3 separate regions of the Homo sapiens genome follow, and regions 1 and 3 are each linked to region 2. The links are chromatin contacts, found by Hi-C or POLR2A ChIA-PET in ENCODE. All regions are on one chromosome and are shown on one strand. Each heading gives the region's core, a stretch centred on a gene start or an enhancer-like site at or near the end of the contact. The rest is flanking DNA. Distances are from core to core; before and after follow the strand shown.

The links. A loop is a pair of places that touch in the nucleus more often than their neighbours do. ChIA-PET counts read pairs that join two places held with the same protein, here RNA polymerase II (POLR2A). Pooled maps may share reads with other maps.
Region 1: POLR2A ChIA-PET joins it to region 2 with 26 read pairs in H1. The contact joins the promoter of BDNF here to the promoter of LINC00678 in region 2. A Hi-C loop is called at or near these places in 4 of 168 maps with a recorded cell type or tissue (Right ventricle myocardium inferior, gastrocnemius medialis, heart right ventricle and 1 more) and 3 of 50 pooled maps. POLR2A ChIA-PET finds 5 or more read pairs at or near these places in 3 of 52 experiments (H1 and WTC11).
Region 3: a loop to region 2 is called in a map of Right ventricle myocardium inferior, with 4 times the contacts of the local background. The contact joins the enhancer-like site here to the promoter of LINC00678 in region 2. A Hi-C loop is called at or near these places in 9 of 168 maps with a recorded cell type or tissue (Right ventricle myocardium inferior, cardiac septum, heart left ventricle and 2 more) and 7 of 50 pooled maps. POLR2A ChIA-PET finds 5 or more read pairs at or near these places in 2 of 52 experiments (H1 and endothelial cell of umbilical vein).

Annotation. Positions count from the first base shown.
Region 1 is chr11:27,699,072-27,701,771 of GRCh38, forward strand. It overlaps BDNF (brain derived neurotrophic factor), which reads right to left and starts at 1,384. Exons shown (of 2, transcript NM_001709.5): 1 at 1,093-1,384.
Region 2 is chr11:27,633,341-27,636,040 of GRCh38, forward strand. LINC00678 (long intergenic non-protein coding RNA 678) reads right to left here and starts at 1,287. Exons shown (of 4, transcript NR_102708.1): 1 at 991-1,287. All of the region lies in intron 2 of BDNF-AS (BDNF antisense RNA), which reads left to right. RefSeq lists enhancers at 324-1,213, 1,214-2,103, 2,362-2,656.
Region 3 is chr11:27,524,743-27,527,442 of GRCh38, forward strand. All of the region lies in intron 1 of BDNF-AS (BDNF antisense RNA), which reads left to right. Among named protein-coding and RNA genes, the nearest start is that of MIR8087, 11 kb to the left of the region's middle. Within about 2 kb of position 1,252, at least 2 of the 41 ENCODE cell types and tissues checked have a DNase peak (open chromatin) inside an H3K27ac peak, as active enhancers do; they include heart right ventricle, where a contact is called at or near this core.

The DNA of each region.
Region 1 (2,700 bases), core at 134-2,633, 66 kb after region 2:
TTTACCACTTCCCCACCCCCAGCCTCCCGCCCCCAGTAGCTGCTCTTGGCAGCATGGCCGGCAGAGGGCACCCTCTACCTTCCCTAGCTTCGTTCTCTGGGTCCCCTCCTCCTCCTCGCCTCCCCTCCACCCCGGTCCCTCATCCCCGCTCTACCCCCAACACACAAACACTGCATCCTCCAGTTCACCCTCGCAGCCCCGAGGCTTCTTCCTTAGGGATGCCCCTAGTCTGTAATCTCCCCTTCTTCTTGCCCGTCAGGCACAGAGCCCCCAATCCTCAGCTATTTCTTTCCAGGAGTAACTCACTCACCCATTCCTCTTCCCGGCTCTGCATCCCCAGAGACTAACCCGAGTCAAGAATCCCCCACGTACATCCCAACCACTCCCCGAAAGTCAAAACTCTTAACTTCCCTGGAGGGCGCTTCAGAAGAGGGGCGCAGGATGGGTAGAGATGTGGGTTCGGCCTGCCCGAGAGTGTCGCAGACCCTTTCAGTTCCCAGCGGTAGGAATTCCGCCTCCCAAGTTTTCCAAGCTACATTGGCTTCGGACTTGTAAGTCCACTTCAGTCTCAATTCCTGGGGAGCAGGTAGCCGTGTGCAGCTCCGGGGAAGGGATGCGGGCTGAAGGCGCAAGCTTCCCTCCCACTCCCCCCGCAAGTCGGCGCGGGGACCACCCACCCCCTGGAAGGATTCCTAGCCTAGCCCCAGCACCCTCCCCTCAGTCAGGACCCTCGACAGCTCTGGCCCCCTAAGTCTCTCTCGACTACTCCTGGGCTGGGGGAGGGCTGCGAGGGATCCCCGGGTCGCCGTCTTTGCTCCCATCACGCAGCTCTGGGTCTCCTCCAGGCCTTCCCTCCTCTACTTCGTGACTTCCCCGGGTCCCTTTTTCCCTGGTGGTGCCGGCTGACCTTCTGGGTTGTGGGATGGGGGAGAAAACTCCCCAAGAGTAACTCCAAATCGTCCCTTCTACCGGAGGGGAGGAAAGAAGGAGACTGGCCTCGTCCCACAACTTTGGGGTGGGGGATCCCCCAGTCAACTCTCTCCCGCGGACGGGCAGCTCCTGCACCAAGCCCCATTCCCAGCGCTTGCCTACCTCGGGGTCCACACAAACCTCACGGGTCCCCGGCGGCGGAGTCACATCGTGGTTCCGATTCTGGCTCCAGCGCCCAGCCCCGGTCCCCGTCGCGGTGCTGCTCCCCGCCGGCCCCACAGCAGCGGTGGGTGTCTCATTAAAGCCCCCCGAGCAGGAGGTGGAGGGGCGCACCGGGCTGGCTCCTCTGTCCGGCCCGGGAGCCCGAGGCGCTACGGGGTGCGCGGGACAGCGAGCGGGCGGGTGCGCCCGGGCGCGGCGGCGGCAGCGTCGGGGACCCGGAGCTCCAGGCTGCGCCTTGCGCCCGGGTCAGACATTATTTAGCTCTTCGGTTGAGCTTCGATTGGTCAAACGGCGCCGCCCCCCCCCCCCCGCCCCCCGCCCCCCGCTCCCCGCTCGCCCGCGCTACCGATACCCGTTCGAGGCGGCCGCTTAAAGGGAACGCCGCGTCTTTTCCTCGCGCGGGGAACCGAGGGGCGCCCGGAACTCCCCGCTCCCCCGGGGCCTGTCCTCACCTCCTCCCCTAGGGCCCCGCGACATCGCCCTGCGAGTCCTGCGCCCTCCTGGGGCGCCTTGGACAGGACGCCCGCGGCTTCGAGGGGTGTTCCAGCCCCAGCCTCAGCCCCGGGGAACCCCGCGTCCCGCGCCCTCTGCAGAAACCCCGGCTGTGGGCGCTGGGGCGGGAGGGAGCGAGTGAGAATCGCACGCCCCGAGGTCTCGCTCCCCTAGCTTTCAACTCTCCCCTTCCTCCCCATCCCAGCACCCAAGTTCTCTGGGAGAGGGCGTGCGTTTCCCGGGCCACAGACACACCTTCCCGCACCTTCCTGCACTACGGAGCTTGCGAACGCGAGCACACAATGAAATCGCACAGAGCATGGGGGCTATTGGTTTACTCTGCTGCCTTAAACACGCCGGCTTAAACAGAGTTCGCGCACTGACCTCTCTAGAGTTTGCCTAATAGGAATTCAATCAAGATAATAACAGCATTTTTTATTGATGAACGCCCCCAGATAACGTTACACCAAGTTACTTGTTCCAGCCAGGAAGCCCAGGCAATGACAGACCTCGCTAAAGCCACACGCTTTCTAGCCGACCAAACAGAAAAACGGAAAGAGAAAGAAAGAAAACAAACCCACCTTTTCAGTCACTACTTGTCAAAGTAACCATCAAGGCAGCTGCTCCGGGAAAGACTTCGGCCCCAAAACTCCCACACTCTATTATTTTTTCACGTTCCCTTCGCTTAATTAAAGGGGGGAGGGGGCGCGAGTCTTTGGTGCCCGGTATGTACTCCTTCTGTTCTGCAGCAAAGAAGTTAAATTATTGATAGTGGAAATTGCATGGCGGAGGTAATACTCGCACCCCATCAGCGAGAAGCTCCATTTGATCTCGGCAGAGGCAGGGAGATTTCATGCTAGTTCGCCGGGGGGAGCGGCAGCGAGAGCAGCCCTCTCCGCGGTGAATGGGAAAGTGGGTGGGAGTCCACGAGAGGGCTCCACGGTGCCTTGACGTGCGCTGTCATATGATACCTCCGCTGCCTCGAAATAGACACTCTAGTGCACGAATTACCAGAATCAAAATTCAGCGCATTTAAAATGATACATCTTTTATTAG
Region 2 (2,700 bases), core at 37-2,536:
GACAAGAATTATTTAGATCTTGTAGGATGGAAAAAGTCAAAGTGCCATTTTCTGGCTATTTGGAACTGCTGTTGAGTTTGTATTGGGGTCAGGCGGCATTGCAGAAGAAAATAAGGCATTTAGGTTTTATGTCAGGTGTGAGTTGAAGAGGTTTTAAGTTTTTGAGAACACAGGCCAAGGGAGTAGAAGGAGGAATGGAGGGTGGAAGGTTGCCTATAGTGAAGGAAGCAAGCCTAGAGAAGAGAGTAGAGAAACAGAGGGAAGAGGTTTGGGGGTTCTTACCTTCCAGAAAAGTGGAAAAAGGGGTTGGGGCACAGAGATAAGGGGTTGGGGCACGGAAATAAGGGATGGGGCACAGAAATAAGGGATGGGGCATGGAAATAAGGGATGAGGCGTGGAAATAAGGGGTAGGGGCACAGAAATAAGGGGTCGGGGCACAGAAATAAGGGATTGGGGTGCAGAGATACGAGGTTGGGGTACTTGCCCCTCCTCTAGAAAAGTGGGACTTGCCACTAAGAGTGAAGGAGAAGGGGTTGAAGGGTACTTGCCCCTCCCCCAGAAAAGCGGGACTTGCCGCTAAGGGTGAAGGAGAAGGGGTTGAGGGGTACTTGCCCCTCCCCCAGAAAAGCAGAGAAGGGGTAGAGACAAGGAGAGAAGGGGTTGGGGTACTTGCCCCTTTCCCAGAAAAGCGGGACCTGCCGCTAAGGGTGAAGGACCAAGGCAGGCATCCCTGCATGGTCTGACACCTTTGAAACGTGGGTGAATAATCAGGCGTCCCTGCAATGATTAAACACCAAGGGAAGGCTGCCTTCCCAGTCCGTGACCGGTGCTGGAGTTTTGGATCCACAGATAAAACGTGTCTCCTTTGTCTCTCCCAGAAAATGAAAGGAATTGAAATTAAGAGAAGGGAGAGATTGAAGAGTGGAAAGGAGAAAGTGGTTGAGGGACAGTGAGAGAGGTTGGAGAAGAGAGTAAGAAGAGGCCGCTTACCTGATTTAAAATTGGTGAGATGTTCGTTGGGCTGGTCGGTCTGAGGACCTGAGGTCGTAGGTGGATCTTTCTCACGGAGCAAAGAACAGGAGGACAGGGGATTGATCTCCCAAGGGAGGACCCCCGATCCGAGTCACGGCACCAAATTTCATGTGTGTCCGTGTGAAGAGACCACCAAACAGGCTTTGTGTGAGCAATAAAGCTTTTAATCACCTGGGTGCAGGTGGGCTGAGTCTGAAAAGAGAGTCAGCAAAGGGAGATAGGGGTGGGGCAATTTATAGGATTTGGGTAGGTAAGGGAAAATTACAGTCAAAGGGGGGTTGTTCTCTGGCAGGCAGGAGTGGGGGTCGCAAGGTGCTCAGTGGGGGTGCTTTTTGAGCCAGGATGAGCCAGGAAAAGGACTTTCACAAGGTAATGTCATCACTTAAGGCAAGGACTGGCCATTTACACTTCTTTTGTGGTGGAATGTCATCAGTTAAGGTGGGGCAGGGCATATTCACTTCTTTTGTGATTCTTCAGTTACTTCAGGCCATCTGGGCGTATATGTGCAAGTCACAGGGGATGTGATGGCTTGGCTTGGGCTCAGAGGCCTGGCAATTATTAGCCTCATTTCACATGAGGACACCAGGGTTAGGGGGCGGGCTGGACCAAGATCTATGTGGAGAGCAGAGTTCAACCCAAAATGCATGCTTTTTATCACTATATTTAGAGATAGACACACCTGGTTTCAATCCTTGAGGTTGCCACTAGCTATGTGATTTTTGAATAATCATTCTGAATCTTAGTTTCCACATCTGTAAATGAAGATAAAAATACCTTTCCAATTAAAAATGATTTTAAACTAGGCAACTTAGGCAAATTATTCTTTTCCTTCATGTACCTGGGCTTTCCCGCCTCATCTAAGCACACTTGTTCTTTCTAATGCTCCCTGACTGTAACCAAAACCTCCAGAGCCCTTCATCCATCCTCTGATTGCCATGAATTGCCAACATCAGATAAATAGTTTAAAAAGTGGCAAGAAAGTAGGATTTCAAGTCAGAAGACTTGGATTTGAATCTTGCTTCAGCTTTGTATTAATTGTTATCATTCTGAATCATAGTTTCCCCATCTGAAAAATAAGATGTGGAGTTGTTATTATTGGTGGTGGTCTGTTCTAAGCATTAAATGAAGAAATGCATGTCAAACCTTCTGAAAACTCAGACACCAAACACTTGGAAAGGAGTCTGTTACAGTCTCACCAATGCACCACAATGTAGCAGTCTCTCCTTGTGAGGTATCACCCAAGACCAAGAGAATTAAGGAGTATGGACCCAAAGGGTGAGGTCGGAGTGAAAGTTTAATAAGTGAATGAAGAAAGCTCTCTGTTGCAGAAAGGGGACCTGGAAGAGGATTGCTGTTTTTCACAGTTGAATGCAAAGGCTTTTATAGGAAACTGATGAGGGCTGGGCATTTTGTTTGCATAAGGCATGTTTTTCTGGTAGCTCCACCCCATCCTCCTAAGGTGCATGTGGGCCCTTAGCTTGAGTTACCCATATTGCTTTGTTGCCCTTATTATGCATGTGTCAGGGGATGAAATTTTCCACTGCTGGCATGTCTGGGCAAGTCACCTGTGTAGCCTTTCTTATCTGTGCAGCTGTGGGCATGTCTTAGGCAAGTCCCCCAGTGTAAGTTCCCTTATCTGTGCCTGCAGGCTGTTCTTTTGTTTCTAAA
Region 3 (2,700 bases), core at 2-2,501, 110 kb before region 2:
GATAGCTTCTGATAGCAACATGTGTCATGAAGAAAAGAAAATAGCCATAGAGTGACTGAGGAGGAGTTTCTTAGACAAGCTTGTCAGTGAAAGCGTCTCTGAAGAAGGGGCATTTGAACTGAGTCCTGAATGATGAAATGAGGCCAGCCAAACAAAAATCTGGAAGAAAATCATTTTTAGTTAGAGGGTACTACAAAGATAAAAGCTTGGAGGCAGGAATATCTGAGAGACAGAAAAGCGGCCAATGTGTCTGAAGTGGGTAAGATGGAGAAGCAGATAGGGACCAGTCATACAGTGCCTTGTCAGTCACAGTGAAGGAGTTTGGATGCTATTTTATGCACTGAAGGAAGCCTTTGGGAGGTTTTAAGCTAGACGTAGCATGATCTGATTTATGTATTACAAAGAAAACTCTGGCTCCTGGATGGCGCATGGATTTGTATTATACTAATTATTATTGCTATTATTATTACAGGAGACAAAAGTAGAAGCAAGGAGAGCAATTAGAAGCTTTTACACTAACTGGGCAATACATTATGGTTCTTTCCACTACACAGCTCTTCTTCTCTTGCCTCTAAGTCTTTTCTTGATTTCAACGAATTCCTGGAGTGAGAGAATGTGTATTCTTAGTCTCTGTGCCCTCTGACATGCCCAGCACTATGTCCTGCCCACAGCAGAAGGCTCAGTACTTATTTTTGAGTGAATTATATGGCTCTTCTCATCAAGGCTGAGGAGCACATTTTTAAAAAATATATATTTGTATTTTTTGTACATAGCATATTGTCTGTCCCATAGTTAAGACTCAATGAATGTCTGTTGGAGTGGGGCAAGACCTCACTTCAGATAACCAGTTTACTGAGAGAGATCCTTGGATAGGCAGAGGCAGCAAAGAGGGTTTGGGCCTTGCTAGCATGGAGGGTAGGAGGAAGGCAGGGAAGGTGGAGCATGTTGAGAGAAGAGAGGTGGATAAAGTCACCCAGCTCTGAGCAGGCCAAGGGTAGATTTGGTCTATATTTTAATTTAAGGCTGGCCTGGTTTCATTGATGGTGATATGATCCCTATGTGTGGGAATAGGTGAAATGGTTTGATCACAATGGGACCATAATCCATTACCCAAAGCCTTCATTAAGGAGATAATTCTGTTCAGCCTCACACATAGCCAGGCCTACAGGAATTTGCCATCCAGCACCAATACTGATGCTACAAGTCCCAGCAAACACAGGATGGCAGGCCAAATTCAAGCTTTCTGGCACTCCTCCTCTTCTGGCTGAGCCCGATGTCCTCAGGCCTAATCTCAGGCTGGCAGAGAGTTAAGTGCTGGGCTGAGTCTGTGCTTTGCTGCATGTGCTGGACTTGCATTTGATTCTGTCCAAAAGAGGTCTGTGGACCAGAGGGATGACATTTGGCACCAAGAAAGTAACCCAGGTGTCTGTCTCTTTTTCAGTCCCAAAGCCTTATTCTTTTCCCTCAAGTCTATGCAATCGTTTGGAATCCATCACTCATCACCTAGAGGTTTCAGTGCCTTTAGATTAGGGTTCTGCACCCATAGCTGATGATCCACTGGACTACCACACTTGGCACCTGAACAGAGCCAACAGGACTGGTTACAAATTCGTTGTTAATTACTGTGTGTAATTACACTAGACCCAAGGTTGGAGGGAGACACCCTACTCTGTTGTTGTCTTATATACGAATTCTGTATAATTTTTTAAAAGCCCACCATTTTTACTTTCTAATTAGGATATGGGGATTTGGGGCAGCAACCTTTGTTATTTAATCATGCTTTTTCTGGGGAGGGGAGGAGAGGAAAATATTTTCCTTTTTCTATCAACAATTGCTCTCTTTTCCGCATTAAGAGGGTGGAAACTTGGTTCCTCCCTCATCCCCTTTAGGCAAAGAGTCCATGGCTCAGATTCATAAAGGTTGTTGATTTTGACTTTGGGTTGCCCTACTCTGTTTTTCCCCACCTTTCATGCTAACTAACACAATACATAAGTCTTCCTAGCCAGCACTCCCTAAGGGTGGGGTAGAAACACAGCCCATTAAAAAAATTTTTTTTAAAGCTTTGAGTAATCTCCTTTTTATATTCACCCAAATGAACCAGGTTGGTGGCATATTCTCCTTTGTTTTTACATCTGAGACGTACTTAAAGTTTAAATAGTGCCAGAATGAATCACATTGCTTGTGTTCTTATACCCAGCTGCAAATCATGCCAGGCTCAAGCCCAGGAACACAAGATTGCATGCACGCAGAGAGGGTCACTGCTGTCTTATCTACTCCTGCTCTGCTAAAAAATTGCATTTATTTATTTATTTGTTTTTGAGATGGAGTCTTGCTCTGTTGCCCAGGCTGGAGTGGCAGTGGCATGATTTCAGCTCACTGCAACCTCTGCCTCCTGGGTTCAAGCAATTCTCCTGCCTCAGTCTCCCAAGTAGCTGGGACTACAGGGGGCCTGCCACCATGCCTGGCTAATTTTTTTGTATTTTTAGTAAAGACGGGTTTTCACCATGTTGGCCGGGCTGGTCTGGAACTCCTGACCTCAAGTGATCCACCTGCCCCGGCCTCCCAAAGTGCTGGGATTACAGGCGTGAGCCACCACAGCTGACCAGAAAATTGCATTTATTATATACTGCCCCGTCCCCATCTTGGCATTCTGATATCATTGTTGCCCATCCTTTCCTTCCCATTGAGAGAGTCAACATT